2 separate regions of the Homo sapiens genome follow, and region 2 is linked to region 1. Evidence: chromatin loops called from intact Hi-C (ENCODE). Cell type or tissue: GM12878. All regions are shown on one strand. Links, peaks and the distances in the headings refer to the core of each region. The heading gives the core; the rest is flanking DNA. Region 1 overlaps NUMB (NUMB endocytic adaptor protein). Region 2 overlaps NUMB (NUMB endocytic adaptor protein).

Region 1 (2,920 bases), core at 150-2,649:
GGGCTCAAGCATCCTCCCGCCTCAGCCTCCCGAGGAGCTAGGACTACAGGTGCATGTCACCATACGTAGGTAATCAAATATCAGTTTTTATATCCTTAGTTGGGCTATTTGGAGTCTGCCTTGAATCTACATGGCTAAAAGGGTCAGAGATTTGGGCAGAATTTATGAACAGAATTTGGGACTACTCCTTTTTGGCTTACTCATTTCCAGGATTCTCTTTTTACTTTCTTTTTTTGAGATAGTCTTGCTCTGTCGCCCAGGCTGCTGGAGTGCAATGATGCAATCTCAGCTTACTGCAACCTCTGCCTCCTAGGTTCAAGTGACTCTCATGCCTCAGCCTCCCAAGTAGCTGGAACCATAGGCACGCACCACCATGCCCAGCGAATTTTTTGTATTTTTAGGAGAGACAGGGTTTCAGCATGTTGGCCAGGATGGTCTCAAACTACTGGACTCAAGTGATCCACCCGCCTTGGCCTCCCAAAGTGCTGGGATTACAGGTGTGAGCCACCACGCCCAGCCTCTCTTTTTACCTTCTAGTGGCTACTGTTGCCTCAAATTCTGTCTTCTGCACTTTGGGACGCCGAGGTGGAAGGACTGCTTGAGCCCAGGGGTTCGAAACCAGCTTGGGCAACATAGTGAGAACCCATCTCTAAAAAAAAAAAAAAAAAAAAAATTATCTCAGCCTAGGAGGCTGAGGCTGCAGTGAACTATGTCTGTGCCACTGTACTCCAGCCTGGGTGACAGTATAAGGCACTGTCTCAAAAAAAAAAAAAAAAAAAAAAAGGTAGGAACACTATCAGAATCAAGATAGACATGAGTTGAGAGGTGGGATAGCAAGGCAATCTGACAGAGCTTCTTGCTCAAAGGTTAAGGGCTTCAGATTTCAGCTTCTGTTTCATAAAAATTTGTGCAGATCATGGCATGGTGTTATCACCAATACTGATCCCAACATGGTATTAGTTCCCGCTTATAGTGAAATACAAGGTGGGAAGATGGTCCCAATGGTGACAAGCCACCAATGACTACTAATTACTACTATTCAGTGTGGAAAAAACTAAACTAATGAATGCCAGTGGTGTAAGTAGCCACAAGGGGGCAATATCACTTTCCAACTATTGTATAAAACAATTAAATACATAGCTTTCAAGTATAACAAATTTCATCCAAACACTAATGAAAACTACACAAGTTCCAAAAAATAATTAAAATGATCACTGTTTCCAACAGTAATGTACTAAAAGTGAAGACTATTGCTTCTCTTGAACTTAAAAAAAAGTATGCAATGTAATAAGGTCAAATAACTAAAATGCAGCTATATTAAACCACTTGAAATTTACCAGGCAAGTTGCCTATCAAAACTGCTTTTTACCTGCCAGACTTTCTCCCCTTTCAGTGGCATTTGAATTTTTTTTTTTTAATTATCTTCTTGTTAAATTTCTTCCTGACTTTAGGTATTCTAGGAAATTTTAATTAACAATTAAATGTACTTATATAACACCCTATGCTTTCTAGGGGTAGAGCTGTGTGTCTATTCTTATTTAGGCATTTAGGATCACTGTCTCTCAAATGCAAAATGGTACCTATGATTTGAGATATTATTTGGATTCTAAGTAAATGTTAACCAAAGAGCCATTCACTAGTCCTTAAGATGTCACTTAAATTGAGTTTTGAGTCAAAAGCCAGGTTAATTAGTTCAAATATCATTTTCTTAAAATAGTGTTTTCTTCAGAGCAAGAAGAAATTTCAGATGTGGAGTCCATCTTTTTTTAATTTTAAAACATGGTAAAAGGATAGTCTATCATCTATTGTATCAAATTTGTGAGAGTGGAAACTTATTAAAAAATATATAAGAACAAAAATAGGCCACGAGCGGTGGCTCATGCCTGTAATCCCAGCACTTTGGGAGGCCAAGGCGGGTGGATCACTTGAGGTCGGAAGTTCAAGACCAGCCTGACCAACATGGTGAAACCTCATCTGTACCAAAAATACAAAAATTAGCGGGGCATGGTGGTCTGTGTTTGTAATCAGCTACTTGGGAGGTTAAGGCAGGAGAATCGTTTGAACCCAGGAGGTGGAGGTTGCAGTGAGCTGGGATCGTGCCACTGCACTCCAGCCTGGGCAACAAGAGTGAAACTCCATCTCAAAAAAAAAAAAAAAAGAACTCAGATCTTAACACTAAATGCTAATGCTTAGTACCTTAGACATGCTATGTCATGTAGAACAATATGTTGAGAGAATACTATTTCTCATAAAGTAAATGAGTAACTAAAGTGGTTTCCTGAACGTTAAATAGTCTCTCAGGAGATTGTACTTTGGACTAAGTGGAAGGATAAAGCTTCAACAATATAATACCCTTCAACAGCTTAAGGGTATTATATTTGATCATTAGAGATTTTAAAAAACATATGAGCAGTCCCATTTAAGCTTATAAGAATCTTACCTTAGGCCAGGCGTGGTGGCTCACTCCTGTAATCCCAGCACTTTAGGAGGCTGCCGGTGGATCACCTGAGGTCAGGAGTTCGAGATCAGCCTGGCCAACATGGTGAAACCCCGTATCTACTAATAATACAAAAATTAGCCAGGCGAGGCCGGGCGCAGTGGCTCACACCTGTAATCCCAGCACTTTGGGAGGCCGAGGTGGGCGGATCACCTGAGGTCAGGAGTTCGAGACCAGCCTGACCAACATGGAGAAACCCCATTTCTACTAAAAATACAAAATTAGCTGGGCATGGTGGCACATGCCTGTAATCCCAGCTACTAGGGAGGCTGAGGCAGGAGAATCGCTTGAACCTGGGAGGTGGAGGTTGCGGTGGGCCGAGATCGTGCCATTGCACTCCAGCCTGGGTGACAAGAGTGAAACTCCATCTCCAAAAAAAATAAAATAAATCAAAATAAAAATAAAGAATCTTACCTTAGTTTT
Region 2 (2,920 bases), core at 230-2,729, 120 kb after region 1:
GAGGTGGAGGTTGCAGTGAGCAGAGATTGCGCCACTGCCCAGACCGTGCCACTGCACTCTACACTCTAGCCCGAGTGACAGAGCAAGACTCCAAGTCAAAACAAACAAAATAAAAACAAACAAACAAAACAAAGAGTTCTTTTATTATGTATGCTAAACACAGTGATACAGTTCCTGCCTTTAAAAGCCCACAAACCAATGCAGTATTATAATATTAAGCAGTCACACCTGAATTTTACTGTTTTAAATTTAATTATCTCAAATGTTTTTTCTTTTTTTTTTTTTTTTGATACAGAGTCTCACTCTGTCACCCAGGCTGGAGTGCAGTGGCACGATCTCAGCTCACTACAACCTCCACCTCTCGGGTTCAAGGGATTCTCATGCCTCAGCCTCCTGAGTAGCTGAGACTACAGGCACATGCCACCACACTCGGCTAATATTTTTGTATTTTTAGTAGAGACGGGGTTTCACCATGTTGGCCAGGCTGGTCTCAAACTCCTGACCTCAAGTGATTACCCACCTCAGCCTCCCGAAGTGCTGGGATTACAGGCGTAAGCCACCACACCCAGCCTTCATTTACTCTTAATTCCAAGTATTACAGCCTTAAGTTTTCAGAGACTATAGGAAAGGCTTATATGGTCTTAAAGGAAAAACTAGTTAAAAAGCAAGAGAAACTCATTTTGCATGGCCATCTACTTTCAGATAATGTTGCAGGGGTGTTTGTTTTGAGACAGGGTCTCACTCTGTCGCTCTGGCTGGAATGCAGTGGTGTGATCATGGCTCACTGCAACCTCCGCTTCCTGGCTCAAGCAATTCTCTAGCCTCGGCCACCTGAGTAGCTGGGACTACAGGTGCAAGCCAGCAACACCCAGCTAATTTTTCATAGAGATGGGGTTTCACCATGATGCCCAGGCTAGTCTTGAACTCCTGAGCTCAAAGCGATCTGCCCTTCTCAGCCTCCCAATTTGCTGGGATTATAGGCATGAACCATCGTGCCTGGCCCCCAGATAATGACCGGTTTTTCTGGGGGCGGGTGCGGGGGGGGCGGGTTTTGAGACTGAGTCTCGCTCTGTTGCCCAGGCTGGAGTGCAGTAGCGTGATCTCAGCTCACTGCAAGCTCCGCCTCCCGGGTTCACGCTATTCTCCTGCCTCAGCCTCCCGAGTAGCTGGGACTACAGGCGCCCACCACCACGCCCAGCTAATTTTTTTGTATTTTTAGTAGAGACAGGGTTTCACCGTGTTAGACAGGATGGTCTCGATCTGCTGACCTTGTGATCTGCCTGCCTCGGCCTCCCAAAGTGCTGGGATACAGGTGCGCTACCACGCCCAGCTGATAATGATGTTTTAAAAATACACACAAAACACAGAATAAGAACAGCTGAATTTCATTACCAATAGATGCTCTAACAAACCAACTTCAAATGTAATTTGCAAAATGCTATTTTTAGCCAACAATGTGTTTCACTTCATTTCGTCATTGGTCTGATTCTTTAACAGACTGTAGTGCTTGCTTCTCATGTTCTGCTTTCAGTTTTAACAACTGTGTTAAAAGGAGAGCTAAATACCAACAAAACACAGAGGAATAACAATAGGTCTTGTAAAGGCTTTTCAGATATGCAAGAAACAACATTGTTACTAGTGAAAACACCTTACATGTTATTTGACCAAAATGAACAATGATATAACCAAAATGAACAATGACATAGCCAAAATAACTAAAGTAACACTTCACATTTTTCTATGATTACACTCCACATCTTTCTGCCTCCATACCAGCACGATAAACTATTTCTCCTTACTGTCTTGCAACTATTTTTTCTTTTCTTTTTTTTTTTTTTTTGAGATGGCCTTGGCTTACTGCAACCTCCGCCTCCCAGCTTCCAGCAATTCTCCTGCCTCAGCCTCCCAAGCAGCTGGGATTACAGGCATGAGCCACCACGCTCAGCTAATTTTTGTATTTTTAGTAGAGATGAGGTTTCACTATGTTGGCCAGGCTGGTCTCGAACTCCCTGCCTCAAGTGATCTGCCCTCCTCAGCCTCCCAAAGTGCTGGGATTACAGGTGTGAGCCACCACGTCCGGCCTCTTGTAACTATTTTCAAGAAAACCAATATTCCAACGATGCTAGTCAAGAAGCCATGATAAATGGATGTTAGTAGTAATTATGCAATACTTTAGAATTAGAGCAGGCTATGTTTTATAATAAAGAGGAAATATGAAAACAGATTATTTCTAAAACAGTACTACAAAAGAAAGAAAAAAAATCTAGATTTCTATAAACAATTGGAAATGCTGGCACTTCACAGTGAATTCACAGAACTCAACTAAAGGCTGTTGGTTCAAAGATTTGGCTTGCCAAATTTTCCCCTATAGATAAACATTTAATATCCACTGTGACATTTTATGCCACTTCCTAGATTAAAAGTCTTTTGTAAATTCCATGAAGATAAATGAACACCCAGATTGTTTACATCCAGGTATCTGCCACTAGAGGAACAGATCAGAGAAGAGCAACTTAAGCACAACATACAAGCTTTATTGAGACCTGCAAAACAACGAAATTTGACACATTCTCCATACAAAATATGCTTAAGGGAAAAAATTATGTTAGTTGGAAAAACCACAGTAAATACTCTTACTTTTTCTTTTCTTTTTTTTTTTTTTTACTAGAATCACTATGCCAGTTAGAATAAGTTTAAAGGTTGTGGGGGCGCACTCCTATTCACTACTAGCAGGGCTTTATCCAACAATGGCATATCAGTATAAAAGCTCTTTAGAAAATAATCACATTTCAAAATTATGCCCATCCTTTGACCCAATAGTTACACTTCTAGAAAATGTATCCAAAATAAATAAGTGTGCAAATATGTATGTATAGGCTGAGGGCAGTGACTCAGACTGTAATCCCATCACTTTGGGAGG

What was found. A loop is a pair of places that touch in the nucleus more often than their neighbours do. Peaks named below come from ENCODE experiments on the same cell type or tissue, not always from the same donor. Only the 100,000 strongest peaks of a DNase experiment are listed, where the experiment ranks them.
Region 2: it touches region 1 in a loop (2.2-fold over the local background); 2 of 110 quality-filtered maps call a loop at or near these places.

Annotation. Positions count from the first base shown.
Region 1 is chr14:73,294,300-73,297,219 of GRCh38, forward strand. It overlaps NUMB (NUMB endocytic adaptor protein), which reads right to left. Exons shown (of 13, transcript NM_001005743.2): 7 at 2,912-2,920. Among named protein-coding and RNA genes, the nearest start is that of PAPLN-AS1, 50 kb to the left of the region's middle. In GM12878, for the core only: a CTCF peak has its summit at 1,091 (motif pointing right); a DNase peak (open chromatin) is centred at 2,272.
Region 2 is chr14:73,413,685-73,416,604 of GRCh38, forward strand. The region is part of intron 1 of NUMB (NUMB endocytic adaptor protein); the gene reads right to left. Among named protein-coding and RNA genes, the nearest start is that of NUMB, 43 kb to the right of the region's middle. In GM12878, for the core only: no CTCF peak of the experiment used is centred there; a DNase peak (open chromatin) is centred at 1,457; H3K4me3 peaks cover 1,231 bases; H3K27ac peaks cover 1,463 bases.